Linked DNA regions of Mus musculus: regions 1, 2, 3, 4, 5 and 6 are each linked to region 7. The links are chromatin loops, found by intact Hi-C in ENCODE. Cell type or tissue: left cerebral cortex. All regions are shown on one strand. Region 1 overlaps Pbx1 (pre B cell leukemia homeobox 1). Region 2 has its middle 69 kb from the start of Gm34320. Region 3 has its middle 41 kb from the start of Gm34535. Region 4 holds the start of Pbx1 (pre B cell leukemia homeobox 1). Region 5 overlaps Gm39697 (a long non-coding RNA gene). Region 6 has its middle 260 kb from the start of Lmx1a. Region 7 has its middle 16 kb from the start of Gm34477.

Region 1 (4,000 bases), 920 kb after region 7:
TAAAAATCCATTTCCTGAAGAAATAGATTTTTGTCTACAATGACTGACCCCCATCTCTCACCCCTGCTGTTGGGCAGGGGAGTAAGAGCTAAGCTGTTGTTTCCTTTCTTTTTTGGCCACTTTGTTCTTTGTATTTACACAGAGTCACCAACTTGAGGTTCTCAAAAGAGTGTCTTGGAATACCTTTGTGGAATGTCCAATTCAATATTAGGTGAACGGGCTTTTGAATGGCCTCTGGTTTTTCTAGCAGGGACCGACCCTCTTTAGATTTAGGGCACTATGTTATCCAGAGATCATTCCCTCTCTTGTTTTGCTACTTTCTGAGCCTCATATCATAGACTAACACACTTATAACACATCCCAGGAGGGCATTTAAATTTTAAAGCAACAATTAAAAAATCGCAGTCATCAATCAGAGGTGTTCTTAAACAACAGATGTGCGGAGAAAGGCCACTTAGCAACTGTCCTCTTGTTTCTTTATCTTGGTCCTTAATTTTCCAAAGTGGGTTAAATCGCTCCCTTGTAAGAAGAAAGGGTGGGGAAGGCGATCTAACGCCAGGGCATAAAGAGGGACTGGGGGGGTGCATGCAGACAGGGAGCGGCTGCTGGTCTCTGACTTTCTCGCCCACTTTAAAGCCGGGCAAAGTACCTGCCATCCCGTATATTTATTTATTTTTTACAACAAGGTGTATAACAGTCAATAATTCATATCTAAACCATATAAGCAAGGGCATGACATAAATGAAAGTGACAATAGATATGATTGCATGCTCGGTTGATATACATTGATAGTTACACATGGGAAGGGGGGAGGCTGCGGAAGGTGGCTTTCCTTACGTCTCTCCTTTTAAAGGTCTCTCTAAATGTCTCTCTGGATTTCTCTGTTAAGAAAAAAAAGAATCTTTTCAAGGGGTCACTGTTGATTGAATATGCAATTACTCAGGTCTTTCAAATGTCTGTGAAATTAGTAAATAGTTCCTTTGTTGGATGGTGCTTGTAGGGGATGGAACACGCAGACAAAGCACCTGAGACAGGCTTCCCAGACCTCTGAATCATCCAGGTGCCTGTGCCAGGACCTAACCTTATTGCAGAGCTGATAATTGCGTCGTTTTAGCCATGAGAGGCGCCTTTTGAGAGATGTATTGATTGTGCATACCGATATCAAAGGAGCTCTTCCTCAGTGTGCCTCTTAGGTTTTTCTTGTTATTTTGTCTTGTTATTTTCTTTCTTTCCTTCTTTCTATTAGCTCAGAGAAGGAAGCCGGGGGCTCGTGTGCCTATGTGTCTCCTTCTCTCCTAATTTTCCTTCTCGTTTGAAGTCTTCTGTGGTTATTCACTTTGAATGGCGGGTTTTGTTTCTCATCAAGTTGGAGTTTTGTTTTGTTTTCTAATCTCGGTTCATGAAATGTAGAGTCACAATAAGAAGGAATCGGAACTAAAGGGACAGAAGGAGAGTTTCTCTTTAAAGATACTGTATTCTGTATTTTTATTGGGAAGGGTACCACTGAGGTCACCGACTTGTACATCATGGCCCAAGTGTTCAATTCTCATCTCCTAATTAAAACCTGCTGAGGTAGTGTAGATCAAAGTGGGTGGCTGTGAAAAGAGGTCCGATTCAGGTGCGCAGTGAAGACTTCGCCCATGATTAATATTGGCTACGGTGCCGGGGGTGGGGTGGAAGTGGGGAGAAATTGTCGAATTGGCCAAAATGATGTTCTTATGGTTGGAAGATATTAATCTGTTTGTTGGTTGTTGTTGTTGTTTTTTTAAATTATTGTCAATATGAATATGGTTGGAGTCTTAAAAATAATATTATTTGAAGTTTTATGTGTTATTGATACAGGATGCCTTAAAGGATAGCTTATGAAGTAATGTAATTAGTGATGGTTCCTGTGTGAAGAGGGGTACAAAACAAGATTCTATGGAGAGGATTCCTGACTCGGGGGAGCAGGAACTCGCTTTTATTCTTCCAGTTGAGTGTTGGGAGGCTGGAGAGAGGGAACAGACGGAGGTGTCAGTGGTAGAGCAGACAGTACTGTGTTTAAAATCAGCTTTTATTACTAAGAACCGTGTGATTTCTGTGTTCAGGATCTGGGCTGCCTGTGTATCTTCATGCCTTTGATGCCCTGGGGTAATGAATGCAAAGTGTCTGGAAAGTTGCACAAGTCTTTCATTTCAGTGCCCGTTTCTGTCTGTCTGTCTGTCTGTCTGTCTGTCTGTTTCCCTCTCTTTTTCCAAAACTAGTAAAAAAAAAAAGGTGGTCTAAAAGACCAGGTCACATGCTTCTGTGCTGTCCTGGAACTTTTCTTATTGGGACTATCAAGGCCCACAGCACTGAACAAGTGGCCTTGCTGAGGCCATTCAGGGTAGAGCAGATCTGTGTACTCTGGCCAGGAGCTGGGGTGTGTGTGTGTGTGTGTGTGTGTGTGTGTGTGTGTGTGTGTGTGTGTGTGTGGTGTGTTGTGTTGGCTTGCTGCTGCTTTTGTTTCTTGGGTTTTATTGATTTAGTTGGAAGATTGAGGTAAATAGGAAAACTTACAGAGATGCCTGATCAACCTTTTTGGTATTTAAAAAACAAAAACAAAAAACACGTGCATGATACCTAAGGCAGGCTGCACGGACTGAATTATAGTTGATTGATGGGTATTTAAGTCAGAAATTACTTTGGGATTTTTGAAAAGTAGATGAACTTGAGTGTTTTGCTTTTGAGTGTGGGGAAGTGTTTATTTTGATACTTTATGCTTTTAAAATATAAACGCTAAGGTAAAAAATAAAATGCCAACAAAATATTCAGGTTACAGCTTGCGCTCAGCCTCATGCAGACCCTGTTGAGAGCCACGGCAACAAACTTTACAGATGTGCCTTCCAGCTGTATCGTCAGTCTGGGACCATAGCTGCTTTAAATACAGAATTTGGGTCATTTACAATCAAATTTCCTTTTAAAGAACTGTCACTTGTCCTTTTACATGTTAGCGATAGGCTGCATTTTGCCTGTGTCTACGTGGGCTGGAAAATGGGTTTCTTGGGACTGAAGAATAGGAGAAAAAAGTCAAACATGTTGATTTTCTGAAGGAGGAAAAAAGATCTGCAATATTTAATAAATACTTAAAATTTTTCTTTTTAAAAAATGTTTACACTTCTCTGTCCAAAAAAAAAAAAATCATAAGTTTAAAAGTCAGGAAAGGTGAAAAGAGAGCCTTATTTACTAAAGAGAGGAGTCCGAGACACCTGGGAGCAAGCTGCAATTGTGAGTGAATTTGAATTTTAGCACCTAATAGCTTTCTCTGGCACTCCTCAGCTAAGTTTATACCAAGTGTAATCTGCTCTTGAGTTCAATCAAATAATTGGAGGAGGGTTTAAAAACCGATCCCCCCCCTTTTTAATCCTCTTTTGTCTCTCTGTCTGTCTGTATCCAATTAACACCCCCATCGTGGTGCTGCCGATTGGCTTTTTACCCTTCCCCTTATTTCTCTTTTCACTCCCACCCTTCTCCATCCTGCATGCCACTACCACAGCAGTTATAGGATGGGACACTTCCTTCTCTCCCTGCCCCAGGAAGAGCTAGAGAGGTGTGTGTGTGTGTGTGTGTGTGTGTGTGTGTGTGTGTGTGTGTGAGAGAGAGAGAGAGAGAGAGAGAGAGAGAGAGAGAGGACTGACTGTGGAAGGAAGCTGTGTGTGACTTCAAAAGACACAAGTGACCTTGCTCCTTGAGCAGAACTGGACTGAAATAGCTGTAGACAGTCTGGAAAGGCCTCCGACCGGGTCCCTTTCCGAGCTGGGTGGGAGTATTGGAGATGCTAGCCTTCAAGGCCTGGCAACTGCAAAACCTTTTATTAATTTTTGTTTTTTTTGAAAAGACATCTAAGGAGTGGAGAATTTGGTCCTTTCAGGCTGCATGCCAGGGAGAATGGGCTAAGGAGAGGAAGGAGCAGCAACCATCCCTCCCTCACGAGATACTGGCTTTCCAAGTGAGGCACACGTGCTGTAGACCATCAGTGTGA
Region 2 (4,000 bases), 550 kb after region 7:
GTAATGTCTAGCTGTGAATCTCTGTATCTGTTCCCATCTGCTGCAAGAGGAAGCTTCTCTGATGATGGCTGAGCAAGGCAACTGATCTATGAGTATAGCAGAATGTCATTAGGGGTCATTATATTGCTACAAATTTTTAGAACAACAGTATGTTGAAAAGGAGGCAATTAGTCACCCTGGTTTTTCCTAGATCCCTGTGCTATCTAGTCTCAGGTTCTTGGTCACCCAAGCAGTCTCACATATAGGTTCCATCTTGTGAAAGAGCTTTAAGTCAAATTGGTAGGTTACTCCCATAAACTATGTTTCTCTTTTCTTGTCAATTCAATTTCAAGACAAAGTGTCATCTTACTATTGGCTGTAGTTTTGCTGTACTAATAATATGCCTAATAAATATTCTATAATTAATTGATTGCATAGGATATCTACTGCTGTGGAAATCAATATACAAAGAAAATAGTTTTAATAACTGTGGAAGAGACTAGAAAAATAGTTCCTCAATATCATTTAGAATCATGAAATCACCATCAGGAAAAGCATCTGTTTTGGAAAAGAAGATAGGAATGTGGGAGTGTGGCAAGGAAGTAAAACAAACTCTGGTGAAGGAAGGTGCTTATACATCCGCTGATACAATATTAAAGAAATATCTGGATATAGCTGGGAACAAGAGGGAACAAAGATAATGGGTAATGGGAGAAGGAGGAGGAGAAGGAATACCAGGGAGAAGAGAAAGCGGAGGAGGAGGAGGAGGAGGAGGAGGAGGAGGAGGAGGAGGAGGAGGAGGAGGAGGAGGAGGAGGAGGAGGAGGAAGGGGATTTTTTTTAAAAGCCAAGACTCAGAAAAGCCAACACGGATACGGAAGGCCAGTATTTTATGTTTATATAGTGAAAGCAAAAATGAGAAATGTCCAGCCTCAACCAAAAGAAGTAGATATTTTACAGAAAACAATAGATCAAAATGCAGAGAGCGAGTGATCACCAGATCCCCAGCCCCAGTTGACTCATCTGTAGCACAACTCTTGCATGTGAGACTCAGGGAACATCACAGAAGAGATGACATAAAGATTGTAATAAGCAGAGGATGAGAAAGTCTGCTGTGAGACTGTGTCTCCTAGAAATGACACTTCACACATGATACTTCAACAATGCTACATAAACAAGACCTGAAGAAGGAAATCACCAATAGTGCGCTAGCATCAAATGGGGACGCTCATACTGGACACAAGAGTTACCAGTAACTAAGATATGCTGAGAGTGGGACAATTAGTCATCCCTGAGACCCTGTATGGACAAGCAATATTAAGAGGACTTCACAGATCATACTTATATATTTATGCACATGTAATAGCCTCATTTTAAAGGAAAAGAATGTACTGGTCATGCTGTCTAGGAGAAGATGATTTCTTCTACTTCTTCCCAATCCTAAGACTTCAGTGGGTAGCTTGAACAATTATGATGGGAATATTTATGAAAACTAACAGATGCCATGCAAAGGAATTTCTCTCTCTCTCTCCTGCCTACAAACTTCCCCCCAGGAGGATGTGAGAAATCTCCCAGCCCAGCAATACAAGCCAGTGTATTGTAGAGAAAGTTATTACTTGTGATTTCTTAAAAATAACAACTGAAACTTGGGGGTGTTAGCAGCAGACAGGGAACCCACGTGAGATGCTAATAGACTGGCCCAGCCAGGATCTGCCCACTCATGTTCTTCTACTGACTCTCTGTGTTCACAGATTCAGAAGGAACACTGTTCCATGTTCTGAGCAACCTTGTTTATCAGCTTCCACTAGAATTAACTGGTATAGCCCTGTGCTATCCAGACCTGTGGCAAGTTGTAGGCCAATTACTGAACCTATCTTTCCCTACTGGGATGGCTAACCTTGTCAAATTGAAGGAATTTAGAATGATGATTCACAATGAACTAACTTCTGAGCATGTCTGTAAGGGGTTTCTAGATTCGGCTGAGGAGTGAAGATTCTTTCTAAATGTGAGTGGCACCAATTTATGGTTTGACATCCTGGACTGCATAAAAAGAAAAAGTGCGCTGAGCACAGAGCAATCATGTCTCTCAGCTTCCTGACTACAGATACGATGTGACCAGCTGCCTCCAGCTATTGCTGCCATGATTCCCCTACAATGATAGACTGTATTCTTGATCTAAAATAAACTCTTTTTTCCTAGCAACACATAAAGTAACTAATATACCAGCACAACACCAGTCTCTGACTTCTCAGGTTTCAAGGTAATAACAGAGACTGACAACCCCATTGCAAAGGAATTGCCTCTTTTAGAAACTTATGCTGGTCTATGAAATAACATCCCTTCATTCAAATGAAATCAATGTGGCTATGGCTCATTAAACAAAATCCCATATAAGAAAAGGTAAATTTGGTAACAAGTATTTATTATAATAAAGAATTCACTGTAGGATAGCATTAAATAACTAGCTTCCTGAGTGCACTTACATAAAGTCTTTTTAAGAGCACTGCCATTATAGAAAGTGAGCTAATATTTAAGCTGAACATACAATGACTCTTTAGGGGAAAGAGTGCTTAACTACTGAGAGTAATTGTGGACTTGCTTTAAATTTAGGAAGTCTCCAGTTTCTATGGGGCCACTGTAATAATTCCTCCAACCTGGGCTATGGCTAGCTCATCAGAAAGAACACAACTGGAAGAGAAGTAATGTCTTTTAGGGATATAGGGACTGTGAATACCTAAGAGTCAGATTCTATTATTTTGCCAACATGGAATAATTAGGTTATTATTTATGCATCAATTGAAATGATCACTGGATACATTTGTAACCACTCTGCAAAGTGCTAGGAAATATTGAAATTGGAATTCTATCAATATATAGTCATTAAGAATGTGAAGGTTGGCTAACTATGGCAATGTAAATCCTGTTGAGCTTTTAATTGAGCAAGTTCATTCTGCTGCTTGTGAATATTGTTCTTTGAAATTTAGCCAAGTATTACAAAAACAAGTGTAATTTTTTCCTTCCATGTGAAAGAGTGTCTGTAGCAGGAAGAGACAGCAGATCAAATGAAGGAGGGGGAAAGATACAAAGTTTAAAGGAGACTTGCTTTATTTCCAGTTAGCAGTGTTATGAAATTTTTCAAGCTTAAACTCACCCAAAATAAGCTCAGATGTATTAATAATCTGTTTTTAAATGTGTAAATAATTTGCAAGAGCTTAAATTGTCTGAAATCATAGACCGTAACAATAGAATAAGTCATAATATCTGAGCTTTAAAACTATTTCTAAAGTCTGCTATCTGGGCAGATAATGTTAATGTCCCAAACTATTAATATATTCATTTCACAAATTAAGAAACAATATAAATTCATAAAACTAAGTAAAAACAGAGACTAATTATTCAGCCTGGAGTTACACATGATTTGTATACAGTTGTTTTCCAGCCTTATAAAATATAATATTATCTTTTATAATATTCCTTTTCTGTTTACAAAATGAATTATCTTTGCTGGAGAAAGTGCAGAAATATACAGGGAAAATAAAACCCATCTATTATTCATTATTTTCTTGATATTTGGCACAAAATGGGCCAGAGCCAAAAGTCATATTTTCCTTTTGTTAATTAAAATCATATGTTTAGAATTTTGTGATCATTTATAAGAGGGTAAGAAGGCTTCACAAAAGACTTCAAGGTTTCCATTGCATGATAATTTACCCTAAATTACATGACCATTCATTTTGTTATGAATTTAAGTACTTTCCAATGGTTCGTCACATTAAGTAATGCTGCTGTGCCTGCGATGGCTCATACATCTTTAGCCTCACTTAAAATTATTTTCTTAAGAGAAATTCCTAACAACTGAATCACAGGATTAAAGCACCTGAGAGTTTTTTTGTGAGGTTTTTATGGACCAAATTGCTTTCCAAAATAATTGTACCAATTTACACACCCACCTGCTGAGCCAAAGACTGATTCCAGTTATAATAAAGTCTTTACATTGATGAAAATGTATTCCTGCTTGTTAT
Region 3 (4,000 bases), 74 kb before region 7:
GAAATATATTTGAATTTGGCCTCCCCCAACCTAGTCTTCCTAATGTAGAGTTCCATCTAGGGCACTCTGTTTCATTTAGTCTTTCTGTCTCTTTTTCTTCTCTGGTCTGTGTTTATCTATCTAATTCCTTATGGTTTGGAGCAGGTCTGGCGTGTTTGAGTAATGTTTTCTTCGTAGTCATACATGGGGTATAGATTCTGAAAAGAAGACAGGAAGCCCAGAATCTCTTTCTAATGACATCACACACACAAGCCTTAATTATTTGGTTATGGTATGATTTAATCAGGATTCTGAAATTTAAGGTTAGAGTGGCTGCCCTTTCTGTACTCAAAAGTCTAGAAATCCATCACAAGGACAGACCATACTTGGACGTGACTGTAAGAGTCCTTGTAAGAGTTTGTACAGTAATTTCGTCTTCTCAGTCCCTGAAATTTCTTTTTCATTTATTTCTTCTTGATTCAATGTGCATTTTTTCCTTCTTCCTTGAATTTCTTCCATCTTTTACGGAAATGAAGACTAAATATATTGTTTTGTTCTCTTCCTTTAAATAATATTAAGCTTTGTTCTGGAAGACAACCATATCAAAGCTGATAGGATCCTCTGAAGTGGCCTTAGGCCACAATAAAGTGAGTGAAGTTGAAGTCACAGCAGTGTCTGAGGCCAAGCCCTGGTCACTGGGACGTGAAACTGAGGACCTTCCCTTCCCCCTTCCAGAATCTATAGCTTTAAAATCGTGTGCATTTAGGTTGGGCATTGATCTTCAAAAATTGCCTCTAGGGAAGGGACTGAGGAGGTATGGCGGTTTGAATGAGAAAGCCTCCCATAGGTTCATATATTTGAAGACTTGGTCCTCAGGTGGTAGAACTGTTTGGGAGGGACTACTAGGTGTGACCTTGTTGGAGGAGGTGTCAGTGGGAGCGGGATTTGTGCAGTTCCCAGTGTTCCTTCTCTGTCTTTTGGTTGTGGTTCATGATGTGAACTTACTGTTGTCCCTTTACTCTGCCATCATGGTCTCTCTGAACTCTCTGAAACCATAAGCTGAATTATAAGTTACCTTGGTCATGACGACTTATCACAGTGATAGAAAAGCAACCAAGATAATAGGTAAAGGTAGATCATAGTTGTCAGACTTGTGAGGAACAGTTTCCTGATCTCCAGCCACTTGCTCGGATATTAGTAAGCAAGTCAGCTACCCAGGTGGGCATTCATCCCTACTATGTGTAACAATTATCCTGCAGGTGGCCTAGGACTGGGTGCATGAGAAGGAGAGGAAACAGTTCCTCCTTTTGTAAAACTCGTGGCAAAGGGGTATGGTAGAAAATGAGTACAGAGGAATAGGTGGTGCATGATCATAGCAAGGGGAAGATAATATGCACAAATGAGCTAGGTATTGCTGGGGGAATCTCAGGTCCTATTGCCAGAGCTGGGAGAACAAGAGTCCATCACCCCCACTAACTCACTGGGCAATTTCTGCCTCATTTCGTTAGACAGAGGAGATTGTTACCAGAAAGCCAGGAAGGATATACCATCTGGGACTGTGTGAGCTTCCAGACAGATGGCTGACTCTTCCAGTTCTGTTTTATTTCTGGCTGTGGATCACACACCCCACAGCTAGCCTGTAAAAATAGGATGTGATGGGACACGGGATGTTGTCAGAGTGGGGTTTCTTTCTTTCTTCTCCCCTTTCTCTTTTTTTGAAACCTCTGGTAAAAATAAAACTTAGCAATCTTCTTGCTTTTATTGTTGTTGCCGTTAAGTCCTCAGTTGGAAATGTAAAGGAATGATGGGGCCATAGAACTGGATATGATGTACAGGCCCTGATCGAAAGCTACGTTAAACTTTAGGCTGGAGAGGGGGAGAAGGAGGGAGGGGAGGAAGGAGGAGAGGAGGGAGGGACAGAGTGAAAGACAGAGAGAGGGATGGACACACACACAGATAGAGAAAGAGAGAGAGAGAAGAGAGAAGAAAGAGAAGAGAGAGGAGAAAGAGAGAGAGAGAGAGAGAGAGAGAGAGAAAGAGAGAGAGAGAGAAAGAGAGAGAGAGAGAGAGAGAGAAAGAGAGAGAGAGAGAGAGAGAGAGAGAGAGAGAGAGAGAGAGAGAGAGAGAGAGAGAGAGAGAGAGAGAGAGGCTGTAAAACAAGCATCCTGGCCAGATTGGAGCTCTTCCCTGCCTTCTCTTCCACATTAGTCTTGCTTTCTCCCTACTCCTTAGCTGTTCCTGTCCCATGATGAACTCTCTCCTGGCCAGACAGGGATATACTGTGCCATGAGCAGAGCCTTTGCAGTCTGTCTGCTTCCTGCCTTTGCCAGACCCTGGGTTTTAATGTCTGGGACTTGAAGGTTTGGCTGGGAGGAGGTTCATATAAATGAGGATCCTTAGCTGCCAAGAGTTGTGAGAGTTAGGGCAATCACTCAACCTCCCTGCACAGTATAAGCCATTGGCTCGTTCAGTAAGCATTTATTGATGAAGTACTGCATTGGAGAGATGAAAAGAAGTAAAAGATGATTCCCTAAAGCCAATCGAGTCTACCAGAAAAGGTCTTGACACCAAATCCCGACTTACGAGCTATGTGATTTGTGACAAATGACTGAATAAATCTGTTCCTTAATTCTTTATCTACAAAAATATTTAATATTGCTGTTTCCCAAGCCTCAACTTCCATCTGTAACTCCTCTGTTAGTCCCAAACTTTGGAGTGCACACCAGTAGCCTGGCAGATGGGTCAAAATGCACATTTTCAGGCTCCTATGTAGTGTGCCAAAGAAGGGGCCCAGGAACCTGAATTTTTAACAATCCTGAAGAAAGAGGTCTCCAGTGGGTTGGATATTGATAAACCCTACATGAACACTTTTGCCTTTTGTACTTAGGTTTAGTCAATAATTTTAATTGTTTTTATGAACTCATATAACATTTCACTGAAGCCTGTAAATGCTACTGTGGACATATTAGCATTACAACAAGAGGAAGAAAGGAGTCAAGCCTGTAGTACTACCCACAAACCCATCTGTTCAACAACTGTATATTTTTTATAGTTTTTAATTAAAATATAATTATGTTGCTTTCTCCCTTTCCTCCCTCCAAGACCTCACAAAGCCCCTCCTTCTAACTCCTTTCATGTATGTAAACATCTATGTTTGGCCAGTGAACAAAACAATTAGTATGGAGATCCAGTGGATTTGAAATGCCAATAAAAAAAGTCCCATTAAAAGAGTGGCTAAATAATATAGGATAATAAAAACAGTAAGAGACAAGTCAGTAAAAGAAGCCAGTAAATGAAAGGGAAAGGTGTGAAGACCAGGGAAGCTGGGGTATGACTAGAATGCACTGTTAGTAGAGGTTTAAATACTCATTACTCTTATTGACGAGGTCATTTGGATTGCCTTAACAATGTGTAGCATTACTTCTCCATCCATAAATTGTGAATAAGAAATCCAAGCATATCTTATTCTGAGACTAACACACCACATAGCTTCATTATACAGTAAGCAAATATATCTTTCTACGTTTTATCTTTGATCAGGCCATAAAATGTTTGAGGGCATACTCATCTTTGTGGCCATACATGCTACTCTTCTCCTTACAGTGACAATACACCTGGACAAAGCAATTTAAGAAAGGAAAAACTTATTTTGGCTCACAGTTTAAGGGTGCAGTCTGAGTCTGTCACGGTAGGGAACTCACAGCAGTGGAGGCCTGAGGCCTCTGACTACATTGCATCTGCATTCAGGAAGCAGAAAGAGATGACCACTGATGGTCAATTCCTCTTCTGCATCTCGTGCGGTCTGAGGTCTTAGCCCACGGAGTGATGTGCCCCACCCCAACTAACCCAATCTGAAAACTCATCACAGACATACCTAGAGGGTTATTCAGTGTTTCTAGATTCTCCTGGGATGACAATATCCACTGTCCTAGCATCCTAAGCTTTTACCTGGGAGGTGTTTACTCAGTAAATGTCAGTAACTGATTTCCAAAGCCAGAAGAAGGAACATAAATGAAGGATG
Region 4 (4,000 bases), 920 kb after region 7:
TCAACAGTTTCCCTGAGGTCTAAGGATTTCAGAGAATCAAGTTTACTACCGCAGCGTCACCGCGTAGACGAACGAGGGGTGGGGCGGAGGGATCCACACCGTCTGTGTGCTTTCGTGTTAATTTTACAGTCTTGCGTTTAAGTGGAGCCACGTTTCCCTCAAGGACGGAGCCTAAGAGAAGCAGACAAGAGCTGAAGCTAAGGTCTCTCTGCGCCTTTAAGAACTGGAGACTGGGTCATAGCTCCGCCTCCTTCCCGGCCCACCTCTGAACTCTGATTGACAAGACTCCCGGGCTAGGAGGAGCTGAAGGAGGCCGAGGAGGAGACGCTGGGTGGAAAGTAGGGGGAGGAGGAGCCCACTTTCAGGACTAGCCAATCATAGAAGGGGGCGGGGCTCAAGAGCCCTCCTCCCTCCTCTGACCCCCGCCTCCTGGCCTCTCCGCTCCCTCCCCCCTTCCCTCGGCCCCCTCCCCTCTCCTCCTTCTCCTCCTCCTCCTCCTTCTCCTCCTCCTCCTCCTTCTCCTCCTCCACCTCCTCCTCCTCCTTCTCCTCCTCCTCCTCCTCCTCCTCTCAGGCTGTGGTTTTTCTGTATATGTTTCTGGAGTCCTGAGCCTGGGCTAAACAAAAGCAGGAGGCTGACGGGGCTGCTGGAGTTTGCAGAGACACGGAGGAGGAAAGAGCTTGGGCTTTGCCTGCCGCCACGGCTGGGGGTGATCTGGCTTCTGCTACAGCCCACCCCCTTTGAGATCACTCTGGCCCGGAGTGGGGGTGGGGGGCAGCGGGGGGTGGGGGGGAAAGTTTGCATTGCAATCCCCCTGCCTTCCTCTCCTTTCTCCCGATCAATGCATATTTGCAAAAGGATTAAGCCACAGATTTAAGCGCCGGGAGCCCATTTCTGCCTTGCAAAGGAGATCGGACTGAAAAACCCAAAGGCGGCTCTGATTTCTTTTCGCCAAGTGGGAAGGTGGTTTATTTTTCTTGCTTTTTTGGAGTCAACACCCTTCCCCACCAGCCCTTATCCCCACCCTCACCCCGCAACCCCTTCACGCCCCCCTCCCCCTCCCCATCCTCCCACCATCCTCTAAAGAGGCAAAGAGATTTTTTTTTTCCCCTTTTGGTCTTCTTCTTCTTTTTTTAAAACCCTGGTCCCTGTTTATCCTGAAAAGGATTTGAAGACAGCTTGAAGGATAAAAAGCCTCGGTGCTTCCCAGGCGCCGATCCGAGGAGCCGAAGAGGAAGAGCCGGGGCTGCCGGAGCCTTCAGAGATGGACGAGCAGCCGAGGCTGATGCATTCCCACGCTGGGGTCGGGATGGCCGGACACCCCGGCCTGTCCCAGCACTTGCAGGATGGGGCCGGAGGGACCGAGGGGGAGGGCGGGAGGAAGCAGGACATCGGGGACATTTTACAGCAAATTATGACCATCACAGACCAGAGTTTGGATGAAGCGCAGGCCAGGTGAGATGGAGGCTTTTCTTTGCCTTTCTTGTTTTTTTTTTTTTCCCTCCCTCTCGCAGGGGGAAACAATGGGAACCGAATCACCACAGCGCTTTCTTCTAAAATGTTGTTTCTTTTCTCATTTTGACAAACAACTCTATGGCGGAGGAGTAAAATTTAAAGAAGCGTTGTTATCGAAAGTGTGATCGCCCGTGCTGAGATATGGCTGTGTGTAGATAGATGTTGTGCGAGTGTGTCTGTTAGAGGTATTTGTATGAATGCACAAAAACACGCAGCCACGCCGAAAATACTGCCAACTAATCCGAAAGCGGCCCTCGGCACTTTTTTACAGCTTTAAAAAAGTGTATGAAGGAGGCAGAATTGTCAAGTTCCGAGCCGCATTCCATGCCTTCGGTAGTTGAGGGACTTCGGAACATGACAAAATAAAAAAAAATGTCCCAAGAACACTTTATTTGCAGATCCCGCTGACTCCTAAGCTAATTCAGCAAGTTTGATTTTTTTTTCTTCTTCACTTACCCTTCCGTAATAATAATAATAATAATAATAATAATTATTTGGTCTTTTTTTCCTCACTCCCCACTCAAAATAAACAAACAAACAAACACAAAAAGCAAGGTAGCTCTGTGTTAGTAGATGTCAGATACTAAGAAAATACCTTGCCATCACTCCATTCTGTTTTTAGAAAAAGGAAATGGGAAGAAAGGAAAGACAATTTTGCTTTTGAGGGCTGTTTGTTAGTTTTAAGAGACTCCGATTTTTAGTTTAACTTTATTGTCTCTTATTTGACTTGCTGTTCTCACAGGACAGAGGCGCCTATGTGTGGTCCTTTATAAAGGGGTGGGAACAAATACCAACCATATTTTCTACCCCATGCCTCTTCCAGGATCACTAAGAGTACTCCTAAATTGAAATGGAAACTGGTGGCTTCATTTGTATTTCAGTAGGGCAGGGTATGAAGAAACATAATTATGAAACTGGGACTTCCTTAACTGAACCACCACCAGGTATACATAGTTCTCCACTTTAGGATTTTTTACAGCAAGTCCTCTTTCAAAATGAAAACACAGGTTAAGTGGCAAAGCCACTAACAGCTTGCCCAAGGCCCAACTCAGTTAGGAAGGATTTAAAAAAAAAAAATCTAATGGCCACATATGTCCACACAATTGCTCAGCTCTGTTAAATCTCTGAGTACTTTTTTATTTTGCTTTGGAATTCTTTTAAACATATTACAGAGTGACTAAACCTTATGTGACTTAGTTATATGGTTAACAAGTAATGTGGATTTTATGTAAGAGAAACACAGCCTTGAGAAAGTAAGAGGAAGCAGCTAAGAGCACGCATGCTATGAATTACATTCATTTTAGCTGCGAACACATGGAACATGTAAACTGAAATGCTAAGGCTTAGGATGCCTGAAAAACTCGAGACTGTTAAGGACCCCCCCCCAACTATTTTCATGCTTTTAATGGGGGGGGGGAGATTTTTTGAAAAATTAATTGGTCCTCTTTTCCAATGTTATTATCTGAAGAAAAGCTAATGGGTATGACAAACGAGAGGCTCCCCACTGGCAACTCTCTCTTGAATTGGAACAGATTCCTCCATAACATTGTTCCAGAAAAATACACTCAGACACCACTGATCAACTGGCTTGATCACAAGTTCTTGAAGTGGAAGAGGCCAGTGAACGTGGGTCCTCACTACTTTTCTGCTCTCTCTTTTTTGTGAAACTGACGACAAACTCTTCTCAGCGGGTATCCCCTTTAATGGCCTAGATGCTGAGAAAGATCAGATGCAGTTTGGGGATGGGGAAAAATCCAGTTGTCTCTCTCTAACCCCATTTGTGTAGCGTGGGGAGGCAAAGCTTCTAGATGAGCTGCCAATTCTTTGCATTTGGGCCTGTGTGTGAAAAAAAAAAAAAAAAAAAAAGACTAGTGGGAAGTATTTTTAAAGACCCAGAAAAGATCTTAAATACATTGAACATTCTGTTTTTTAACCCCTTCTGAGAACTAGGTTGCTAACCCCCCACCTTTTTTTTTTCTTGAAAAAATGTAACTACTTAGACTATTAAGCTCTTTTTCTTTCTTACTAGTTCTACATTTGAAGTGCATATTTGTTAATTCAGAAAGTAAGCCATAACTATTTTAGATGCTGTGTGTATGTACGGTTTGAATTTCGAGTTTACTATTCCCCTGTTACAATTGTACAGAGCATGTTTGTGATGCGATCCCTGCCTCTCTGGAGGATGTGGGGTTTTGTTTTTGTTTTTTTTTGTTTTTTTGTTTTTTTTTGTTTTGTTTTGTTTTGTTTTTTCTTTTGGTTTGTTTTGTTTTTTAACTTTAAAACTGATTGAAAAAGAATTGAATGTGTTTTGAGTGCCCGGGGGTTTCTGCTTATCTTTACACATACATTTAGTTAGTAAACAGAATTCCCTTAGCTAGTAGCTGATAACATCAGTATTTTGTTTCCAAAACAATATCATTCTGCTAAGTGAGTCTATAGTAAACTAGAAGGAAGGGCATTGTTCTGTCCCTCAAGTGCATTCCCA
Region 5 (4,000 bases), 190 kb after region 7:
TCTAGAGCCAACTTCCAAATTCTTGCCTTGGTATCCAATCTGCAGGCACTGCTATACAATTCTACATCTGTAGGAGAAGCTTATTTGGAAAATGGGTGCAAAACTCAGTCTTTATTCCAAATGTGGATCGGAGTATGTGATTAAGATTCAATGAGAGTGAATTGCTGTCTGTTCTTTCTGGAGTGCAAAGCTTTCCTAGTGGAGCAATCTACTGTGGTCTGTAGGAGTAGTTTCTGAAAAAAAAAAAAGAGTCACTAACACCATATAACTGGAGTCTGAAGGCAGAGTTCACTTTTACATTAGTGAATTCACACATGCAAGTCTGAATAGATTTTTTTTTTCTGGAAAGGAAACGTGTTGCTGGGTCTGTTATCCACCTTCGTTACCTGGATTCTTCAATACAAGCAACAAGTAGTTGATAAGGTAACTGGGACAGAAAAGGAATAGTTTGGCTTCATAATCACACAGCAGGAAGGAGAGGAGTATGACTAGGTCTCATGTGTTGCAAGAACAGGGTTTGCAATCCATTACTCAATCTCTCCCACCACCTCCTTGCCTTTGCTGCTACAGTGCTCTTTGATGGACTTCCTTCAAGAGTTGGACAGGGCCCCTTGTCAGATCCCAGGCTTGAATTTAAGTCTTTCTACTAGAGAGGGTCTGTTTATTCCTTGCCCCATATCTTTATCTGATAAGTTCCAGCTCCCTGGGTAGACTATAATATTTTATAATCATTAGTAGGAACGCTGATTTGAAGAAGGGAAAAATTTCTGCATGCAAAGGACTAGGGAAACTAGATAATTCTCATAAAAAGTCAACCGACTCGACACAGCAATAGATGCACATGTAGTGGCTGTTACTCGAGGTTTGCAAAGCTGTGCTAATCTCAAACCTCCCTTAAGGGCAAGGGCAATATCATTGTATAAGCTTTGATTGCATCCTTGCTTTAGGATAGGAAACTGTGCAATGAGAGTTAGTGTACCGCACATGCAGAGTCTTCATTCCCTTTCCTGTGTGCTCACAGCATCATGGGCATGCATCTGCTAAGCCACTTTGCACAGTACCATTGGGCTATTATTTATGTCCTTGTCTCGTCTCTAGACCATTTAGCCCCCCTCCCCCAAGGTTGGTGGCTGGTGTCATCCTCATGTTCCTGTGTCCAGCATCTGACACAGAGCTTGGCACATTAATATGGTGACATCTTGCTGCCCACCAGAAGAGAAAAATGTTATTAGCACTGGTCACAGGAGAAGCAAGATTTTCAAACACTGTCGAAGGAAAAAATATTTTCATTGAACTTCAGATAAAGAATTTTACTAAAGATGAAATTAAAGGCCAACACAGTGTTTTTCTTAGGTTTGTAAACGCAGCTTCTTTTGGAGGCCAGGCAGAGACAGACTCCAAATTCAAACTCCACCTCAGCATGGCCTGAGACTCTCCCCACCCCCACTGAAAAAAATTAACATGTAATAAGAGGGCAGGGCATATAACTTAGCAGATGGCATTGTCCTAGTCTCCATGAGACCCTGTGTTTAATCACTCCCCAGTACTATAAAAATAATAAAAAAAAAGTTACCCCTGAACTCCCAGCAGCCCTCTCAGTGGTCTTTACTGTTTACTGACTGGGACTGGAGAGCACTGGAGAGCACTGGGGAGCACGGGAGTTCAGTGGGTAAGAGCACTTTTTGTGCTTGTGGATGACTCTGGTTCCATTTCCAGTACTCTCATGGTGTGGCTCATGACTGTTTGTTAACTCCAGTTACGATGGATCAGACCCCCTCTTCTGGCCTCTACAGGTACTACATACACGAATCAGATAAAATACCCCTCCTACACACACAATAAAATGAATCTTTTCTTTCTTTAAAGAGAGAGATTTAATATTGATTAAGAAGATAGAACTATTTAAAATGGAGGGCGGCAGTGGTGGTCCATGTGTTTTGCATATGGATGCTACTACTATCCTTGATATATAAATAAGGTGACATCAACAAACTCCCATCTTCCCAGAGCTGATTTGGAACTCAGCGTTCTTTGTCCTTCCTCCATACCCTTTGTTTGAACAGCCCGAAGTTGTGAATCCACTGACGAGTGTCTATGGTGCATCTCGTGATGGAAATATTTCCAAAGCAGGTTGAAAAGCAGATCAGACTCCAATTTTCTTAGCCTCATCAATACCTCATACCCAGTACAGCTAATGATCAAGCAGAGGCTGACGTATGCCTTTGCACTGTCCCAGGATCTCACTGTTCCATGCACACCTTCATTGAAATAACTGGGAGAATGGTGACAGCATCTCTTTTATGGAATCTGCAGTATTTCTGGTTTATTATAAAAGGCCACTGACTTGTCCCCCTTCCAGTCCCAAAGGTTCAGGATCTAAGGAGTGAATCTGACTTGATCAATGGTTCAGCTTGCACCACTCTGAGGAGCCTGTCATATGTAAGAGCAACACTCAGATGAAAAATCTTAGCCATATGAAGATTCCTAGTTTTAGTCCCAAAATAACTCCTGGTGTTGTTGGCTTTTCTCCCTCATCTCGTTACCATCTGGGGTTTGTGTGTGTGTCTGTGTGTGCACACTCATGGGCAATAATACCTCCTCCCCGCAATCTGGCAGGCACAGACACCCGCCTTCTACCTCTCCTGTATTCCTGTACTCATACAACCAGGGATGCGGAAAGGATTTCAGATGAACTGAAAACGCCCGAGGTCTGCCTTACTGCTAAAGATTTCTACATGTTCTTCATGCCTGCCTTAAAAAATAGAGCCAGCGGTGAAGGTGGGATTAAATTTGGTCTTTAGGCAGAGGCTGGAAAGACTGGGAGCAACAGGAATTCATTTGTGAAGGACTGGGCTGAATGTGCATTCCTGGGGCTGAAGCTGATGTGTGCACGTGCTTAATGGCTTGGGGGCTGCAAACAGTTTGGTAGAAACTTGACAACTAACTCAAACCACAGCCTGTTTTCTTTTGACTTCAGGAAACTTCCTTGCTTTACGTTTCTTTGGTTTAGAAATGACCTGGGCGTTGAACTAATTAAAAAAATAATTTAATACGTAGGAATAAATCCTATGCTAGTTGAGACCTTGTCAGCCAATTTCAACCTGGAGAGCAACCTTAGAACAGAACAGTAAATCTTTTCTAATAGGGGCTTCCAGATCCACTATATCATAGGATACTTTTGCATCCGTGTCAGGGAGCACAATTCACCTCACCAACTGCCCTCACAAACTTCCTGAAACTAGACGGGCTTAATAAGGAAGAAAACTGGTTGGGGAGAGAGAGCTAGATTGAGGAATTGACAATGGGGAGGGGGGACGCTCTGGGGAGTAGTGGGGAGGGGGCAGGGATCCAAGAGAAGTGAACAGAGGAAGTGGAGAAGGAAAGTAAAAGCCACTCGCCCTTCTCTCCTCCTCTTGGGAAACTGACAGACTTGAACGGGAAGCAGCATCCTAGTATTTATTTCAGAAAACAGGTCAAAAAAGGGATAACACAGGGGAAGAAAAACCAAGTCAAACTGTTGCTGATAGCCCTGGGGCAAATTGTATTTGATGTTAATTCTGTTCCTCTGTGAGGGGCTGCAAACAAGGAATGGCACTCAGGTGATTTCCTGTAATCCTTCCTCCCACCTTAATTTATAAAGAAAGGCTAGAGCCAGTGATTGGGCAGAGAAAGAGGGGAAGGTAGAGCTGAGGGGTGAGGGAGAGAGAGAGAAAGAGGATGACAGAGGAGGAGGAAGAAGGAAAGTGGAGCAGAAGCACCTCCCTGGAGAAACTTCAAGTTCTAAGGGGTCTCTTACATGGGGAAGATGGTAGTGTAGTGGTAGATCTGCCCAATCTAGGCGCACAGCATGTATTCATATTAATTGAGTTGTGTTTTCATTGCCCAGGTTTATTTGGGTTAGAGATTTACTGCAATACCAAACCAATCATTCAACCAACCAACCAACCAACCAACCAACTAACTAACCAACCAACCAAAAAAATACCAAAACAACCCCTAC
Region 6 (4,000 bases), 1.4 Mb after region 7:
AATTTGTTTGCGCACATCAGTTTGTGCACCCGGGAACAAGGGGAACTTGGGTTCAGAAAGGTCCATCCAATGCGTTCTACAGCAGTCAAGTCAGCCTGACTAGCTGATCAAGGGTTTAGCTTTGCTGCAGGCAATGCCACAGAATGTCAGGGAAGAAGTCCCCAGCATCTCAGGGCTAGGCGCTAGTGCTGGCAGCCCTGTGATGGCAGCAGCAATGCTCTCATGGGCCGCACAGGCTGCTTGTGAAGTGCAAATATTCCAGTGTTGACAGATGGGGCTGGGAAGGAGTGGTTTCTTTAGTAATTCTGCATTCCCATGGAATGTTCTGGCAACCGTGAAGAAGGGATTTGAATATGGCCCATGTTAGAACTTCACTCAGGTCAAATGATTTCCTAGACTCGGTTCTGTCTCATGTGCCCTTCAGGATGCAACTAAAACCTCTCCAGAAGAGAATGAACGTCGGGTACCATAGAAGCCATCAGTGGCTTCTGAACAGCCTTGGCACCCACGCCGTGCCTCCGTTTACACAGCTAATAGCCTTACATCCATTACAGGAAACAAGGGTCTCTTTCCGAAGCCTCTTTCCTGCTTTCCCTTTGTTAACCAATTCACCACAGTTGTGCCACTCAGAGTCCAGAAGCAAAGATAGAAATTGAATCAAGTTCCCATTTCTGCTGCCTACAAGTCCTGTGAGTTATTTAGCTTGTAAATGTATTCATTTGCAAAGTGACGATAATAGTATCTAATTTACGGGACTGTGATAAGGATTATGAGAGACAACGCAGATGAAATGCTTAGCTTAGCGAAGTGTTGCTGAGGAGAGCAGGTCCTTCCTCCACATGCTCTTATCCAACCTGCAGGAAAATACAGAGGCTTCAGGAGCAAGGCAAGGGTGCTCACTCTGCACAGCAGCTACTAAGTCTACTACTAGATACGTAAGAGGAATAGGAATAGCTGCAAATGTTCTTTAGAATGGGGCTTACAAGGTTTTCCCATAAAGGGCTGCATGGTAAATATTTTAGACTTGTACCTTTCTGGTCACTATGGCAACTAGTCGCCTTCCTCTCTGCAGCATGGACACAAGCACGAAACTATATACACAAGTAAGTATTACTATGGTCCCTTGAAACAATAGTTCTCAACCTGTGGGTCAGGACCCCCTCTGGAGACCAAATGATGCTTTCACAGGGGTGGTCTAAGACCATCTACATGCATATCAGATATTTACATTACGATCCACAACAGTAGCAAAATCACAGTTATGAAGTAGCAATGAAAATAATCTTCTGGTTGGGGGTCACCACAGCATGACTAACTGTATTTAAGGGGGTTGCAGCATTAGGAAGGTCGAGGACCACTGCAACATTGTGTACAATCCAGGTTGTCAGTTGTACTGGGCTTTGAAAACACCAGATCTAGGGTAGAAATACTTGTTTGAGAAAGGAAGGTCACAAGTTCAAGGTAACAAATACCAATTCACAACCCACACAGTGGAGTATTGGGTTGAGTTTATTCACAAAGAAAGGTTGGGACTTGAATCTTCAAAGGCCTTACTGATAAAAGACAAGTTCCAGACAGTAATAAAACATAATGCAATAGCTACGATCCACCATGCAGAGGAGAGAAGAGGAAAATTAAAATTGTTTTTTTTTTTTAAAAAAAAACACAATATGCACAGGAAAAAATGGTCGACATCACAGAGAATTTATTTGGTGAGCTATCGATTCTGGTTCTTTGGCAAGCATGTTTTAAAAGTCTTAGAGAAGTTTGAACTCACCATGAGAATTGGAAATGTTAGCAACATCAAAAACCAACACCTCTACACACACACATAAATATTCAACTGATCTTCAAAGGAAATATGACCTTAGAAATCGCAGTCGGGTAAATTCCAGCTGCACCTCTGCTCAGAAACCTGCTTCTTTGAAAAGGAAGACGATCATATTTGAACGTGGCCCCTTTTCAAACTCTGTCAGGTATAAAGGCGGGAAACGATGACACAAAAGCTTAATTGGGTCTTTAAAAGTTAATCAATCAGCTAACTTGTTTTCAAAATAGCTCAGTTTTTAACGAGCTCAACTTTTTCTCCCTTGTCTGACAATCTAGGAACTTCATATGCAAATCTGATCAAGTCTCCTCCCAGATCCTTCAGTGGCTTCTCTCTGCTTTGACGTTCTTAGGATAAGACTCAGCACACCATCTGGCTTGCGTGGTTTTTCTTGGGTCCTCACCAACTTCCCACTAGCACATCGCTGGATCCTTCATCCGCCAGTGTTCCACTCTCCTCCAGGTTGCCGGACTCACAGAGCCACCTCTTCCCCAAGCTAACCCCCCACTCCTCCCCATACACATATTCAGCTCACACACACACACACACACACACACACACACACACACACACACACCACAAACACATTCACACAGTCTTAGTCTACTTAACTTCCATATGCCCGGAGCCCCAGTCAACTGTCATCAGAGCTGTCTCCCGCCTCTGAGTTCTGATCATGGTTTGTCATCATACATTCATTAGGGTGATGGTTTAATTAATATCCGCCTCCCCCTCTGGGCTACAGGCCCCCCAAGGAGTAGGAAACACACAGCCTTCTAATGGCAGCAGGCTTAGCTCAGTGCCTGGAAGAGGCTTTAGAATAAAAAAGATATGATAGAGGGGTAATGGGAAAGCCATGGAACTAAAATACAACACCAGATGTGGTAGAAACAACGGATTGCTGAGGGATATTTGATATAGCGAGACACATTTTCAGAATACTCTTTTTCTTGTTTGTGTGAAGTTCTTAAAGGATGCTCTCGATTCAAATCAGAAACATTTTCCTGGGACAGACAGAAATGTTTTAGGTCTCGGGGACCATAGCACTTCTGTCAGATAGGGGCAGGCAGAAAATATGACAGGATTTGGAGACCAGAGTATTTTGGTCTTAGCTGCTTAATATCATTGTCATGGCATATTGTAGAAGCTAGATACAGTACAGAAATAAACCTGACCGTGTTCCAGTCAAACCAGGGTTTCTAATGTTCCTTACTGTTGATATCTGAGCCGAGTATTTTCTTTTCTTTGTTTTCCAAAGGATTTATTTATTTTATGTACATGAGTATACTGTCTCTGTCTTCAGACACACTGGAAGAAGACATCAGATCCCATGGTTGTGAGCTACCATGTGGTTGCTGGGAATTCAACTCAAGACATCTGGAAGAGCAGACAGTATGCTTTTAACCACTGAGCCACCTCTCCAGGTACCCCCTTTTAAAGATTTATTCATTTATTATTTATTCATTTTATGTATAAGTTCTCTATCTGCATGTATACCTACATGCCAAAAGAGAGCATCAGATCACATTTTAGATGGTTGTGAGCAACCATGTGTTTGCTGAGAATTGAACTCAGGACCTCTGGAAGAGCCTCAGTACTCTTGACCACTGAGCATTCCAACCTCTTCTCCTCTTCATATTTTCTTGTTTCAGGGCTGTTTTGCATATGGCTTCCGAAGCAGCACCCGCGGACTTGGCCCACTCAATGCCAATAGTGTCCTACCTATTTCATTATTGACAAATGTGTGTCAGAGTGCCCCCAGACATTGCCAAAAGCTCCTTGGAGATAAAGACATGGAAGCTACAACAAAGTGCAAAAACCTTACAAAAGCCAGTCAATTTCAAGCTGGTTTCAACCATGAGCTAGCTGGGTAGATCCTAGCCTGGGAGAAAAGAAAGAATGAGGGAGACACTTAGTGGTGTTCTATGTCTGTGGAAGCTGCTGATTACCTCTGGTCTCTAGCTTCTGTGGGTGGGGCTTCTTTGGCTACTTCCTATGTCTAAAGCAGGCAAACCTTTGGAATGGAACTGGTACAGTTCTTGGGGAACAGCAGGGGCTGATGGTTTTAGATTATGAAATGACCTTCCTTTAGCAAAGGAGGCTTGAGCCATGCATAATCAATCCCTGGCCTCCGCACATCCTTGTAATCCTGCAATTAACCTGCTCTAAGCA
Region 7 (4,000 bases):
TCTTTAATTCCCCCGCTCTTCATGGGAAACAGATTCTTTGAAATGCACACACACGGCTAGTCTTCTGCAGCAGTGCCTCTGGCATTTCAATGAGATCTTCCCCAGAAATAGGAAGTCTTCAAAAAAGAAGGTCTCTGATGGAATGTCCATCCACCTAGGAGGAAGGGCAGGGAGATGCTTGCGAGTGGGTTGCCTTTTGAAGCTGTCCACATGGTACCCTCAGAGATGGCTTCCATCCCAGCTTTCGAGTCCTGACCCACCGAAGATCATATCACAGCAGTTTTCCTGCCTCTGTAATGACCCTCCGGAATGGCTTCAATGTGCTCTCCATGTGTGGAAGCAATTATGTTCAAAAGATGTCCTAGTACAGGGTGGATTTGGAAAGCCAGAGGGGCTGAGAGGATGGAACCACCAATGCCATTTGTGCAGAGAAGAGCAGAGTTGAGCCACTGTGAAATGCACTTCCTGTGCTCCATTGGTGTCCTACCTGGTTCTTTGATCTGCCCTCTCTCTAAACAGTTTTAGACTCCCTAACTGGCTATGTTTGAAAGGTGAGCCTGCATCTTTCTTTTAATATATTTTTATTGGTGGATCTTACGGTACAAAAGCAGTGGGTTTCAAAGTTACATTTATGTGTGTTTTTTATTTATTTACTGATTGGGGGAAGGAGCATGGGGCATGACATGACAGAAGTCCAGACAACTTGCTGGAGTTGGTTCTTTCCTTCTACTGTTTGTGGTTCCTGATATCAGATTCATGTCTTCTGGCTTTTACCTGCTCAGCTATATCCCTAGCCTGTTTGTTTCTTTTTAAAGTTGCAACCTCTTTTCCCTAAACATTTATCATTTTTTAACAGGTACATAGCTAGGTTCTCAGGATGTCCACTATACTTTATATATATATATATATATATATATATATATATAACTTTACTCTGTGAACCACACTGGGAACTTCTGGAAGAGTAATATGTACCATACCCTTGATTGCTCTTCCATCTCTCCAGCTCTTAAAACAGTCTTTGGCTGAGCAACTTACTGACTGTGGGAAGAGAGACGACTAAATAGTTAGAACAACAAAACAGCAGCCAACACTTTCCACCTTTTACTGTGAACTGTTTCAAACACATTACCTTAGCTGTTCAATTAGTGTTTACCTCAGCATGCAGTAGGCACCACCTCTAATTTTCCAAAGTTTGAAAATGAGTGAGGAATTCTGAAATTCAGAATGATAATTAAACTTCATGGCTCACCTATCTACTAAATCGCCAACCTGGGCTTCAGCCTTGGCTATAGGCTAACTGAAACTTGTAGCATGTCTTCTATCCTCCGTACTGCTGGGTAAAGGCTGAGACTCTCAGTATTGATGGAACCTTCCTCTGGAAGGTTCTGGAAGGTTCCTCTGGAAGGTTCCAGGGGAGCTGATATCCAATTCTTGAGAAGTGGAGATCTCTCAGGCAAAGTAGAAAGGGCTATATTCTGCCAAATAAGAGTTTCCCATGAGAGGACATGCCAGAGTCAGCAGGTGTGTGAAGAGGATTTCTTGGGAAAACCACAGCAACTCTGGAGCCAGAGGTACAAAATGCTATGGTGCTGAGGAGGAAAGTGAGGTCAGTAGGAGCCCAACTGCTATAGAATCTTTTGTTCCAAGTTAGAGAATGTGGACTCTACCCTAAGACCTGTGAGGATCTTCTAATGGCTTCCTTGATTGACATGTAGTTTACTACAGTCTTGTGTATATACTTTCTGATGACTCTGTGTGAAAGGTGACCATTCCAAGGAAGCAGCTGCTTCTTTCCCATGGTTCTGCCTCCACATATCGTGTCTGAAACCTGCACACACTGGGTTTTGGTTATTAATGACATTCACTCATGCACAATGTATTCCATACTATCTCTGGCACACCTATTGTCTTTCATAAGTGAGCTAGGTACTAGGATGACAAAGAGGAAGTGACGTACATGGGTGTGATCACCAGAGCAGGATTTATTGGTAGAAACAGTACATATCTAATCCGAGTTAAAAGCAGCAGGGAAGATGCTGTGTAATGGGTGTATTTGACGGGAAGAGGATGTATGGTCCAAGAGGTAACAAGTGCTGATAGCTAAGAACAGGCGCTAAAGTCACCCTCCTCTGGGTTCAAATCCCAGCTTTGCCCTACATTTGCTATGTGACACCAGGCCAGTTACTGAGTTGCTCTGAGTCTCAGCATCATCATGTAATAACTGCACATCATAACATTAACCACCTCATAAGGTTGCTACGAAGATAAATTGAGTGAACATTTTGAAGTTACTAAGTCCAATATAAAAACAGGAGCCCTGAAGTGACAATGTTCCCCAGTAGATGTCACTGCTACATAGCAAGTTAGGTGAGATAATATCTGTGTTCAGGGCGACCACTTAACCACCCCTTCTGAAAATTGGTGCATAAATGGCTTTACTCTCAAAATACAAAACCCAAAAGAGGGTTTGCAGGCTGGGAGCTGTGCAACAGTGAGGACAGACCCAAATGTAGGGCAGAGACCCATCACTTCATCAGATTTTCATGAATGTTCCAAGCTTTCTCTATATTGGTTCTCTTGTAGAACACATTTTTCTCTAGGATTCTAAGAAAGCATGGATTGAATTCCATCAGCCATGCCAGAGAGCACAAATCTTTCATGAGGAGGTCTGTGGATAATGACTGGTTGAGCTTCCAAAGGTGCTAACATGGAGAGGTAGGAGAAGGTAGCAGGCACAGAACCTTGAGAGGTAGCAGCAGGTGACTTTGGAGAGGGGCGACTTTGTGACAGCTAAGGTTGACGTTATTGCTTTCTGTTCTATGAGCCAGGAAAGGTCAAAATGAATTTGTTCAGAGTTTCCTCATGTCCTGTAGAACTCAGCACAGCTGGGGATGAGATTTCTTTCTTGTTCTCTATTCTGACATGGCCAGACTTCAAGGTAAAGTTGATGGGCTAAAAGCAGAGAGGTCACCACACACTCCTTTCCTTAGACTTGCATAGAACATTTCCTGTGGGCTTGGTTTTTGTGTTGCATGAAAGGATACAGAGCTGAATAATTCATGCCTAGTTTCTTCCAGCTGTTTACAGTCCAGGCTTTAGTGGGAGAGACAGGCATGTCCTACTGTGGAGGCAATGGAACATTTTACACAGTATTTTAAAAATGCTAACAGAGTTTTGAAGAAGAAGTTGAGATAACATATGGTCTTTGTTTTGCAGGATGAGTAGGAGTCTGTACTTTTTAGAAAAGGGAAACACTCTGGGTAGAAATATCATCACATATGCATCTTAATGGAAGAACAAGGAGTGGTTGCTCTGAGCTGAAGGTCTGGATGCTTGGCTAAGAGATGAGATCTGCCTTGAGCTTCAACAAGGTATACAGTGGCACTGAGAAAGACTGGCGCTCTTATCCACAGAATCAGAAAGTGTTTCAGTCTTGCAATTACCTTTCCACATTGTGGAATCAATTCGTTCTATAACTTCTACTTCCTAGATTGGTATTTAATGCTAAGTTTGCTCTGCACAAGCTTGGTCTGAGAGGGTAGAGGAAAGTCCTGTTCTTTTTCTTATAATACTTAAAATAAATGTGTGGTGGTCTCCCCTATTAGTTCTCTGCTGATACCACAAGACCAACAGGATGTCCTAGGGCTCAACTCAGTTCTGACACTTAATACCTGAAGTTAGCATAGAACCAACTTGTAGAGGGCTCAGTTTGCATTTCCAAGGTCCCATGTTTTTGTTGCCTTTTCTACTGATTGGGACACTGCCCTCCCTGTTCCAGTGAATTGCAGTAATGGGACACAGAACTCTGGGGAACAGTATCTTTATGTCTACCAGTTCCTTATGAGTGATGTCATCAAAACTACAAATGAATAGGAGCATAAAGCAAGGTTAGAAAGGGCCTGGGGTAGGGTAGCTGTCCTGTCTTTGCTTGGGGTGTGCTACTCTATTGGAAGATTTCATTAACCCAGAACCTCAGATGTCTTGCTAGGGCTTTCAG

Evidence for each region. Hi-C counts contacts between places; a loop is a spot of excess contacts. Peaks named below come from ENCODE experiments on the same cell type or tissue, not always from the same donor. Only the 100,000 strongest peaks of a DNase experiment are listed, where the experiment ranks them.
Region 1: it touches region 7 in a loop (5-fold over the local background); 8 of 42 quality-filtered maps call a loop at or near these places.
Region 2: a loop joins it to region 7, with 9 times the contacts of the local background. A loop is called at or near these places in 2 of 42 quality-filtered maps.
Region 3: a loop joins it to region 7, with 6 times the contacts of the local background. A loop is called at or near these places in 2 of 42 quality-filtered maps.
Region 4: a loop joins it to region 7, with 7 times the contacts of the local background. A loop is called at or near these places in 9 of 42 quality-filtered maps.
Region 5: it touches region 7 in a loop (5-fold over the local background); 3 of 42 quality-filtered maps call a loop at or near these places.
Region 6: it touches region 7 in a loop (11-fold over the local background); 14 of 42 quality-filtered maps call a loop at or near these places.

What each region holds. Positions count from the first base shown.
Region 1 is chr1:168,423,587-168,427,586 of GRCm38, reverse strand. All of the region lies in intron 2 of Pbx1 (pre B cell leukemia homeobox 1), which reads left to right. Among named protein-coding and RNA genes, the nearest start is that of Pbx1, 6.6 kb to the left of the region's middle. In left cerebral cortex, no CTCF peak of the experiment used is centred here; DNase peaks (open chromatin) are centred at 576, 1,087, 2,052, 3,953 and 1 more place; H3K4me3 peaks cover 3,279 bases; H3K27ac peaks cover 3,326 bases.
Region 2 is chr1:168,798,911-168,802,910 of GRCm38, reverse strand. No RefSeq gene overlaps it. Among named protein-coding and RNA genes, the nearest start is that of Gm34320, 69 kb to the right of the region's middle. In left cerebral cortex, no CTCF peak of the experiment used is centred here; DNase peaks (open chromatin) are centred at 1,084 and 1,630; H3K27ac peaks cover 454 bases.
Region 3 is chr1:169,420,175-169,424,174 of GRCm38, reverse strand. No RefSeq gene overlaps it. Among named protein-coding and RNA genes, the nearest start is that of Gm34535, 41 kb to the left of the region's middle. In left cerebral cortex, no CTCF peak of the experiment used is centred here; DNase peaks (open chromatin) are centred at 1,565 and 2,273; H3K27ac peaks cover 1,212 bases.
Region 4 is chr1:168,428,769-168,432,768 of GRCm38, reverse strand. It overlaps Pbx1 (pre B cell leukemia homeobox 1), which reads left to right and starts at 600. Exons shown (of 9, transcript NM_183355.3): 1 at 600-1,455. The coding sequence starts at 1,265. In left cerebral cortex, no CTCF peak of the experiment used is centred here; DNase peaks (open chromatin) are centred at 1,240, 1,718, 2,378, 3,176 and 2 more places; H3K4me3 peaks cover 3,736 bases; H3K27ac peaks cover 3,653 bases.
Region 5 is chr1:169,154,830-169,158,829 of GRCm38, reverse strand. All of the region lies in intron 2 of Gm39697 (a long non-coding RNA gene), which reads left to right. Among named protein-coding and RNA genes, the nearest start is that of Gm39697, 16 kb to the left of the region's middle. In left cerebral cortex, a CTCF peak has its summit at 1,797; a DNase peak (open chromatin) is centred at 2,558; H3K27ac peaks cover 211 bases.
Region 6 is chr1:167,944,271-167,948,270 of GRCm38, reverse strand. No RefSeq gene overlaps it. Among named protein-coding and RNA genes, the nearest start is that of Lmx1a, 260 kb to the right of the region's middle. In left cerebral cortex, no CTCF peak of the experiment used is centred here; DNase peaks (open chromatin) are centred at 283, 854, 2,212 and 3,821; H3K27ac peaks cover 278 bases.
Region 7 is chr1:169,346,280-169,350,279 of GRCm38, reverse strand. No RefSeq gene overlaps it. Among named protein-coding and RNA genes, the nearest start is that of Gm34477, 16 kb to the left of the region's middle. In left cerebral cortex, a CTCF peak has its summit at 2,347 (motif pointing right); DNase peaks (open chromatin) are centred at 2,356 and 3,174; H3K27ac peaks cover 243 bases.